Regions from separate parts of the Homo sapiens genome. Here region 1 is linked to region 2. The links are chromatin contacts, found by Hi-C in ENCODE. All regions are on one chromosome and are shown on one strand. The core of a region is the stretch at or near the end of the contact, and the rest is flanking DNA. Distances in the headings are between cores, read along the strand shown. Region 1 holds the start of RIC8B (RIC8 guanine nucleotide exchange factor B). Region 2 holds the start of TXNRD1-AS1 (TXNRD1 antisense RNA 1).

What was found. A loop is a pair of places that touch in the nucleus more often than their neighbours do. Pooled maps may share reads with other maps.
Region 1: a loop to region 2 is called in a map of naive thymus-derived CD4-positive, alpha-beta T cell, with 7 times the contacts of the local background. The contact joins the promoter of RIC8B here to the promoter of TXNRD1-AS1 in region 2. A Hi-C loop is called at or near these places in 2 of 168 maps with a recorded cell type or tissue (both naive thymus-derived CD4-positive, alpha-beta T cell) and 12 of 50 pooled maps.

The regions. Positions count from the first base shown.
Region 1 is chr12:106,772,552-106,777,705 of GRCh38, reverse strand. RIC8B (RIC8 guanine nucleotide exchange factor B) reads right to left here and starts at 3,024. Exons shown (of 10, transcript NM_001330145.2): 1 at 2,877-3,024. The coding sequence starts at 2,960. LOC100287944 (a long non-coding RNA gene) reads left to right here and starts at 2,875. Exons shown (of 4, transcript NR_040246.1): 1 at 2,875-3,016. RefSeq lists enhancers at 2,504-2,553, 3,324-3,875 and a silencer at 2,884-3,113.
Region 2 is chr12:104,279,208-104,284,343 of GRCh38, reverse strand. TXNRD1-AS1 (TXNRD1 antisense RNA 1) reads left to right here and starts at 3,501. Exons shown (of 2, transcript XR_007063431.1): 1 at 3,501-4,060. The region is part of intron 3 of TXNRD1 (thioredoxin reductase 1); the gene reads right to left. RefSeq lists a silencer at 1,979-2,273.

The sequences.
Region 1 (5,154 bases), core at 1,775-4,274, 2.5 Mb before region 2:
CCATAGTCATAAAGCTAATAAATGGCAGAGTTGGGATTTGAACCAAGTTTATCTGATGTCAAATCCCACCACCTTTCTACTACACTTGACTGCCTCCTTTCAAGGACTAGCTTTATTAGAGGTATAAGGTAGCATAAAGAACCTCTCCACTACTCTCCCAAATAACGAACCGGTCTCTCTCTCTCTACAGCATTCATTTCTCTCTGTTGGACTCCTCAATGCCCTATAATCACCTCATAATCCAAACATTTCTCAAATCCATTTTTCCAGATAAGGAAACTGAAGTATATGGTACCCAACTATTTTTTTTCAGGGTTCTAAATTCCATATACCATAGAGCTGGGCAATTTAATTCCACCTCCCCATTCTTACTGCCTGAACCACTATGATCATACATTCACTTCCTATTCATCTGCTCTCAAAATCTCTCCCTTTGAGGGGCAAAACCTCACTGCAATATGATGTTCAGCCATTTTCTTTGTATTATAATCAGCCCTACTATACTGGCCCTACTACAGTCAGTATTAAATATGAGAGCTTTCTCGCCAGGCACAGTACCTTACACCTATAATCGCAGTACTTTGGGAGGCCAAGGTGAGAGGACTGCTTGAGCCCAGCAGTTTGAGAGCAGCCTGGGCAACACAGTGAGACCCCATCTCTACAAAAAATGAATTTAAAAAGTTAGCCCAGTGCTGTTGCACGCACCTGTAGTCTCAGCTACTTGGGAGGGTCGGTGGGGGGGAGGAGATGGAGGCTGCAGTGAGCCGTGATTGCACCAGTGCACTCCAGCCTGGGTGACAGATACAGACCCTGTCTCCAAAAAAGAAGGGAGCGCTTTCTTCTGAAAGAGCTAACTGACCCAGTTCACATCTAGTCAGAGCACTCTCAGGCTTGATCCCAAAATTACAAGGGTTTGGGAATCTTTTGAAACACTTCAGATACCACCTTAAGCAAGACACACCATGCAAAACAACCTTAAAAACATTCCCAATACAAAAGGGGAGCTGGAGATGTTCAGGATTTAAGCTCTGACAGCACCTGGCCAGGAGTGGTAAGTAGATACCAATCTGGAGGGAGACCAATGAGAAGAGATAAATTGGAGGAAGCAAATCTGGAGTCTAATTAGTTTAGCCATAAAGGGAAGGAGAAATATTAAAGAACGTGATTATATCCAGTTGAAGGTTTTTCCTCCTTCCTCCCCTACAGAAACAAATTCCTATTTATTGCTGGGTATCTGGCATATAGTAAGTGCTAAATAAACATTAGTTGATTCAACAAATGGCCAAGTTCTCTTTGCATTTCTTGCTTCTGAAAATCAGTTTGAAGCTGCCTTATATCTTTTCTGGAAAGCAGTAATAAATCGGGTTAAATCATAATCTCCACAATATGTACAACTATGCATTGAATGAGTTATTCCTAAATTAGGCAGACATGTTCAACAATAAAGTGTATCAGAAAGTGAAGGAGCTAAGATATGAATAGATAGAACCTATGAATCTTCCCAAGGAAAGCAACACAGTACGGCAGAAAGAGCGCTCGCTGGACTTGGAGTTGGACAACGTAAATTCAAATCTCAGCTCTATCTCTCAGTGGCTGTGTGGACTTGGGACCACATTATCATTCTAAATTTTATCATTTGTGAATTGGGGAATACCATCACTCTCCTCCCAGGGTTGTTGGGAAGATTAAACGGGAATTCAGCCACCAGTATGCCATTTCTGCCCCGGGTGGAAAAGATTCAAAAATAAGACACCAATTGTCAGTAATACAAAGTGGATGGATGCAGTGGTGGACACAAAGCAAACACTGAAGGGGAGACGATGTACGGGGGCAAAAGAAAGAAAAACATTAACAGCTAGGTTGTGACTTGGTGTTGGGTGTGTTTTCACAGAAGGGAGTCGCCAGTCATTCCTATAAAGCAGTCTTCTAAACCAAAGGATAAAGGTGTGGTAGGCTATCTTTTGAAGTGAGCATGTAAAATTCCTGGAAGGAAAAGTAATGAAGAGCTAACGGTTCTTGGAAAGAGGTTCTGAGAAGTGACTGGGATTTATAACAAGATACTCTTTTACGCAGAGTTGTGAAGTGGAAAGAACTAAACTGGAATACCAGCTCCAAGTATGACCTTGGGCAAGTTACTTAACCAATCTAGAGTCTCAATTGCAAAATGCAGATAATACCTCACAGGATTGCTGTAAGATTAAATAAGATAATGGATAGGAAAGCTGTTAATGCGATACAAATAACAGGTATCATTAGGAGTTACATTCTCCACCCACTTACAACATTATATGTCCATGACCTTGGGCGTGATTTCAGCTCTTTGCACCTCGGTTTCCTCATCTATAAAATGGGGAGGATGATACCATCTACCCTATAAACACTCTGAGGATCAAAGGAGACCATAGATGAGACATCAATGCCTTGAAAACCGTACAGTGCTAAACGTATAGAAACTGCCATCGTTGCTGATACATTTGATGCATGTCAAGGGCCGTGTTTATGCAGGGAAGCACGTATTTTTATGCTATACAGGTGAGGAAGCCTCTCATGCATTTATGCATCCAGGAGTGGGGCACGGGGCACAGATGCACATCTACGGATTCCGGGGGTGTGACTTGCACGCTTGAGAGGAGGACCGGAGGTCAAGCTGCTGGGCCAGGAATCAGAGGAGTGGGCGCTACAGTGGGGGTAGTGGGATGCAGGATGCATGGATGGAAAAGGCTGGGGGCACAAACACGCATGCCCAAGCCGGAAACGTTTTCGGGGGAGAGCAATGCGCATCCCCGGAATGAGGGGGGTGGGGAAGGATGCGATGTGCAAGCACGGAGGGCGGCCCGGGGGTGCGATACCGCACGCCCGGGGCCAGGACTCTTTACCTTGTCGCTGTAATCCCTCAGGACCCGCTCGATAGCCCCTGCTTCGCCGGCCCGGACGATGTAGAGGGCGCGCTCCTCATCCATGGCCGCAGGTGCGGGGGAGCCGCGGCCGCTCTGCGCGCCCAAGCCGCTGCCTCCAGGTAAACGCCTCGCGCCCCCGCTCGCTCCTTCCCAGCTTCCTTCCTTCCCTCTTTCCCTCCCTCCGTCCTGCCTCCAACCCGCCAGCCTCCGCCCGGGCCGGCCCGACGTCACCGCCCCTCAACTTTCACCCCGCGACGTCACCGCTCCCCCAGCAACCGGCGCCTCACGGCCGCCCCTGACAAGGCCCAGGACTCGGTCGAGGCCTGGCTAGCGGACCGAGGCGGAGTCAGGCCCAAGGCCCTGCTTGCTCTCCTGCCTCTCCCTCCCTCGGAGAACTGTCCAGTCTTTTAAGGGGGCTTTCACAGACTGAACCGTTCTTCTTTCCTGACCCTCCTCTATGAATCATTCTCAAAGGACTAGAGCAACCCGGCTCTTCCCCGCCCATCTATGAACCAGCCGCTAAATGGACTGCAATTCCCTGCATGCAATGGGGCTATCCCGCTCTTCCATCTAATTTACTGGCGTGCCGAATGGCATGCTGGGATTGGTAGTCATCCAGCCGGAAAGAATTCCCGCCAAGGGCATGCTGGGAACTGTGGTACCGCGAGGGCCGGAAACGGGAGTCTGGCGGCCGCCTGAGGCCAGCGGCGGGGAGACCGTTAGAGGGAGGGTCTAAGCGTCTGCTTCGGTTTTGTTCGTTATGTCGCTGACTGTCCTGCTTCAGTCTCGGCTGGCTGGGCTGGCTGGACTGGCCGACGGTCGCGGAAACTGCCATCCCTTGGTGGGAACTGTCAAGCACGGTTTAATTCCCTTTTCTCATTTAGCGGTTTCGGTCTCGGGAATTCCTTCCACCCTTATTTGCGTTCTTGTTATGTACTCAGCTACAGTAATGTGGGAAATAATTGAAGGCAGTTATCTGGATAAAAGAGGACTCGGCGATTTTCTGCCTTAATACTAATCTCTAGCATGCATCTCGTGCCACCGGGGCTCCAGACTCTCTTAGGTAATTTCCCTATATCCTCTAATTCTCCCAACACAAATTTTTGTGGAAATAAAAAGGAACCCGAATAGTTTCAGTAATTTATCCTAAGTCACACGGCCAGAGAATGGGAAAGTCGAGGTTTGAAACCAGGCCTTTCCCCCCGAAGCGGCCGCTCTACGACCTCCGGGAACTGTAATAATACCGATACAGTAGCGGTGGTGGTGATGACAAAGATTCCCATTGCCCCGGTGGTAATTACGTGTCAGGCACTCTGTTAATACTTCACCTGTGTTAGCTCAATCAATTTCATACACATTCATTCAACAAATATTTGAGAGCCTGTGCTGTGCCCAGGTGCTGTTAAATGCAGTGTGGATACAGTGGGCCCAAAGTAAAGTCCCTGCCTTCATGGAGCTTCCATTCTAGTGAGCACCCATATGAGTTATTCTCATTTTAAGATGAGGAAACTGAGTCTTGGAGAGGTTAGTTGGTTAATTTATCAAAATTGCAGATTTTTGGAAACTGAATTTGAACTCAGAGCCTGTGCTCTTTCTGCTCTCCCAAGCTTTTTTTTGATGGAAAGTGGATGAATTCTCCAAGTAATTTCAAGTTTTCCATTCCAAGCAGCCTTTACCCATAATCATCCTTGATGTCTCCCCTACCAGTCTCTCCCTCTTGAGCTGTGCTGAAGAGGAACTAGAGGGGGCAAAAGTTTATTTATCTAATGATTGAATTTCTTCTATGCTGTGGTAGATATTCTGCTAGATACTGGGAATTCGGAAATAAGAACGAACATGGGACCTGAGTTTATGGAGCTTTTGGTCTTTCTGTATATTATACTTTCCATGCAGCAAACATTTATTGAGCATATTTGAGTCAGGCATTGGGGTAGGTGCTCTGTAATAAATTAAGTCAGAAAGATTTTAATCCATCTCTCCAAAAAGCACATTTTAGTAAGGTCATGGAATAGTTAGCTAATTTTCTAAGCTAATAGTAACATCTTGCAATTGTTTTTAACAGTTTACAGAACTTTTTAATACTTCTAATCTCAATGGATCATTGGGGAAGGTATTGTTCCCACTTTATAGATAAGAAAACAGGGTCAGATGAGTTAAGTAACAAGAACTGGGACAAAAACTGAGAGCTGTTAACAAAGTATTTGGGTGCCTGCTCTGTGTCCAGTACAGAATTAAGTGCTTTGGGGGTATCCATATA
Region 2 (5,136 bases), core at 2,252-4,751:
GCAAGGCCCACCCTTGCTGAACCTAGCTGTCCACATATTCTGTACTCCACTTAAAGCAGGAAACATTGCTGAAGGAAACACAGAAATTAAAAGTGATTTCACTTTAAAGTTAAGACCACAAACTTCAAATGTATCCTCAAGGTTGCCCAGCAATCCTTTGCATCCCTGGAATATTTGTTTTCTCAGGATCCAAAATGACCATTTCACACGTATCCCTCTTTCCTCAAACTTCTAATGCCCCTACACCTTGCATTAGCTCATGACCTACTTTCTACTTTAAGAAAATAGCATCAATCAGACAGAACTCCCTTAACCAGCAAGCTGCCATATTCTCTGCCTTCACTCTTATTATTTCCTGATGAGAAAAAAAGTGGTAGGTAGTGAAGTCAGGAGTAGCCAGAGGTCAGACCCATTATCAGGCCACAGTCAGGATTTTGGATTTCATTTTATTTTTATTTATTTATTTATTTTGAGAGAGAGAGTTTTGTTCTTGTTGCCCTGGCTGGAGGGCAATGGCACTATCTCGGCTCACCGCAGCCTCCGCCTCTCAGGTTCCAGTGATTCTCCTGCCTCAGCCTCCTGAGTAGATGGGATTATAGGCATGTGCCACCACGCCTGGCTAATTTTGTATTTTTAGTATAGACGGGGTTTCTCCATGTTGGTCAGGCTGGCCTCCAACTCCCAACTACAGGTGATCCGCCTGCCTCGGCCTCCCAAAGTGCTGGGATTACAGGTGTGAGCCACTGCACCCAGCCTGGATTTCATTTTAAATGTGTTAAGAAGCCAGAGTGTGAGGCCGGGTGCAATGGCTCACGGCTGAAATCCCAACACTTTGGGAGGCGGAGGCAGGTGGATTACGAGGTCAGGAGTGCGAGGCCAGCCTGGCCAACATGGTGAAACCCCGTCTCTACTAAAAATACAAAAATTAGCTGGGCATGGTGGTGGGCGCCTGTAATCTCAGCTACTCAGGAGGTTGAGGCAGGAGAATCGCTTGAACCCAGGAGACGGAAGTTGCGGTGAGCCGAGATCATGCCATTGTACTCCAGCCTGGACAACAAGAGCAAGACTCCGTCTCAAAAAAACAAAAACAAAAACAAAAAAGACAGTGTGAAGAGAAGAGAAGGAAATGATTGTTGTACATTCAAAGAATTGCTGTTATGTGGAGAATAGTGAAGTCCAACTTCACTTGTGTATGGATTCTCATCTTTTATTTCCTTCTTAATATTAATGAACATCACTCTTGAAGTTAGCCTCCCTCTCTGGCATCATCAATTGCTTGTTCTCTACCTGATCATTTACATCATCATACAAATGCATTGTTGTTTTACCATTTTAAAAAAGCCTCCCGACCTGGTGCAGTAACTTACACTTGTAATCCCAGCATGTTGGGAGGCTGAGGCAGGAGGATTGCTTCAGGCCAGCAGTTCAAGACTAGTGTGTACAACATAGCAAGACCTTGTCTCTACAAAAAAAATTATAAAAGTCAGCCAGGTGTGGTGGTACCTGCCTGTAGTCCTAGCTACTTGGAAAGCTGAGGTGGGAGGATCACTTGAGCCCAGGAGTTTGAGGCTGCAGTAAGCCATGATCATGCCACTGCTCTTCAGCCTGGATGACAGAGCAAAACTGTTCCCAAAAAGAAAGAAAAGGCTCTCATGATCCCATGTGCCCCAACCCTTGCAGTTACCACCACCCCATTTCATTGCTCTCCTTCACACACACACACAAAGCTTTTCTGAAAGAGTTCTTTGTACCTTGAAGAAGAATAAAGTAGGGTAGGGAAGTCAGGAAAGATCTCAGAATGTGATGCTTGAGCAGAGCCCACAGTGCTATGAGGGAACAGGCCATGAGAGTACCTAGGGAAGAAATCTTTCTAAGCAGAGGAAAGAGGAGGTACTTGTGAAAGCTGATCATAAAATTGGGTCATTCTTGTCATTCCCAATTAAATCAGAGCCAAGGGGCTAGGGGGAAAAGCACTCAGGGTACAAAACATTGCTCCAAGAATGTAATTCTCTGCAAGCCTGACTGCTGAAACTGCCTGTTGTAACCTGAGACCAGCTTTATCTATAAATGCTAAGAGAACTTGCTGAAACTCTAGGACTAATTTTGCCCACTGCCATCACTCACCAGAGCTTGCTAGCTCCCCAAACCCTAACTAGTCCCAAAGAACTTTCTTGAAGAGCAATATGTAACAGCTCTCCTGTTTCTAAAACCTCTAACCTTCTCTTTGTTCTTCAGACATACTGAAGACCACCCTGTCTGCATATATGCCCCAAATTGCTATTCTTTCTTTCCAAATAAAAAATTTTAATTTAGAGACTTGTCTCACATTTTTATTCTGGCTTCAACATACTAAAGCCCTAAGCTAGGAGTCTGCTTGACTTATCCAAGAATCCACAAAGTAACCAGTATGTCTAAAGCCTAATGAGTGAGAAAAAAAGTGGTAGGAAGTGAGGTCAGAGGAATAGCCAGGGGTCACATCCATCATCAGGCCATAGTCAGGATTTTGGATTTCATTTTAAATGTGGTAAGATGCCAGAGTGTGAAGAGAAGAGAAGGAAATGATTGTTGTATGATAAAATAATTGCTCAGTTGTGTGGAAAATAGGCTAAGGAGGGCAGGGACTTAAAAGTGGAGATATGGCCGGGCTCGGTGGCTCATGTCTGTAATCCCAGCACTTCAGGAGGCTGAGGCGGGCGGATCACGAGGTCAGGAGATTGAGATGAGCCTGGCTAACACAGTGAAACCCCATCTCTACTAAAAATACAAAAAATTAACCGGGCGTGGTAGCAGGCGCCTGTAGTCCCAGCTACTGGGGAGGCTGAGGCAGGAGAATGGCGTGAACCCGGGAGGCGGAGTTTGCAGTGAGCCGAGATCCCACCACTGCACTCCAGCCCGGGCGACACAGTGAGACTCCATCTCAAAAAGAAAAAAAAAAAAAAAAAAAGTGGAGATATGGAGATATACAGACCTGCTAGGAAGTTACTGTCCTGGTCCAAGCTAGAGATGATAAAGGCTGATTAGTGAGGTTAAAAAATACATTTGAAGGTAAAGCTAATTGCACAGATATATGTTGTACAGTTGTACAGATGGATGGAATAAGAGATGTAAGAGAAAGAGAATCAATGATAACGCTAGATTTCTGGCTTTAGCAATGGGGTAAATAATAGCACTCTTCAATGAAAAGCAGGAACACCCAGAGAGGAGGAAGAAAGATGGGAGGTGGGGGAAAACAATAGTTTGGGACAAATCCATAGTATGGGTTAACAGATCTATTATTATCCAAATGGAGAGGTTGACTAAGCAGTTGGATATGTAAGTATGGAGTTCAAGGGAGAAGTCAAGGCTAGAAATAAACATTTGGTGTCAAACATAAAAGATATTTAATACCATGTGTATTAGTCACAGCTCTTCAGAGAAACAGAACCAATAGGATACATGTATATATAGAGAGATTTTTTTCTTTTCTTTTTTTTAAAGAATTGACTCACACAGTTGTGAGGGCTGATAAGTCTGAAAACTCCAAGGCTGGCTGATAGGCTGGAAATTCAAGCAGGCATTGATGTGGCAATCTTGAGACTAACGGTGGTCTGGGTGCAGAATTGCTTCCTCTTTGGGAAACCTCCATCTTTTCTCTAAGGTCTTCAACTAATTGGATGAAGCCCATCCACATTATGGAGGGTCACTAGCTTTACTCAAAGCCTACTGATTTCATTGTAAGTCACATCTAAAAAATACCTTCACAGCAACATCTATGCTTTTATCTGCCAAACAACTGGGCACCGTATGCTAGCCAAGTTGACACATAAAATTAACTGTCACTCCATGGGACTAGATGAAATTACCCAGGAGTTAATGTATTTAGAGAAATAAAGATGGCCCAGGACAGAGCCCTGGCACGCTCAAACTGCAAAAGGGGAAAAGAACCCAGCAATGGAGCCTAAGAAGGAGCTGGCAGGAGGTAGGAGGAAAACCAAGACTGTGTGGTGTCTCAGAAGCCAATGAAGAAGTGCTCCAAAAAGGAAGATCAACTATTTCAAGCACTGCCAAGAAATCCTATAAGGTAAGGGCTGAGTCATGGAGGTCACTTATGAAAATGGTGGTAGGTAAGAAATCCTAATTAGAAGAAGTTCAGCAAGAAACAGAAAATAAGGAAATGGAGGGAGTAAGTATAGGCAACTCTTAAAGGGGTTTTGCTATAAAAACAAAACAAAACAAAACAACAATAGGAAAGGAGCTAAAGAGGGATGTAGGATAGAGGAATTTTTTTTTTTTTTTTTTTTTGAGACAGAGTCTCACTCTGTCACCCAGGCTGGAGTGCAGAGGCACGATCTCAGCTCATTGCAACCTCTGCCTCCTGGGTTCAAGCAATTCTCCTGCCTCAGCCTCTCGAGTAGCTGGGACTACAGGTGCATGCCACCACACCCAGCTAATTTTTGTATTTTCAGTAGAGAGAGGGTTTCACCATGTTGGCCAGGCTGGTCTTCAACTCCTGACTTCGTGATCCACCCTCCTCGGCCTCCCAAAGTGCTGGGATTACAGGGGTGAGCCACCGTGCCTGGCCAGACTTTTTGGTTTTTTTGGTTTGTCTAAGAAGGAAATTATTACAGCATGTTTTTATGCTAAAGGAATAATCCAGTAGAGGGAACTTTGGCAATTTCCAAAGAAGGAGCAAAAAGAGATAATTGCAGAACCAAAGTCTGTTGAATATACCCTTATTATGCAGTGTAGACTTTGAAGTCAAATCCAGGTTCTATTACTAACTGCAAAGCCAAGTTACTAAGCCTCTCTGCTTCTTCATCTTCTTTCTACAAGGCCCTTTGTGGTCCTTCCACCCCTTCATCTCACCCAAACTTCTCCTCAATCCCCATGATTCAGTCATTAGCTTGCTTTCAGTCCCTGTAATTACTGTCCTCCCTCCCACCACAGGGCTTTGCTAACTTCCAAGCATTGAGCAAATCTAGTTTGAACAGGTTTTCCTTGGGAAAACCAACAGAGAAGTCAAATCCCCCTATGAAATGTTCTCATGTTACCATCTATTCTTTCTGCCTAGTACTTACTACAATTGCAATCATACTTTTATGAGTATTTGATCAATGTCCACCTCCCTCACTCTAGAATAGCACAGTCCAAGAGGAC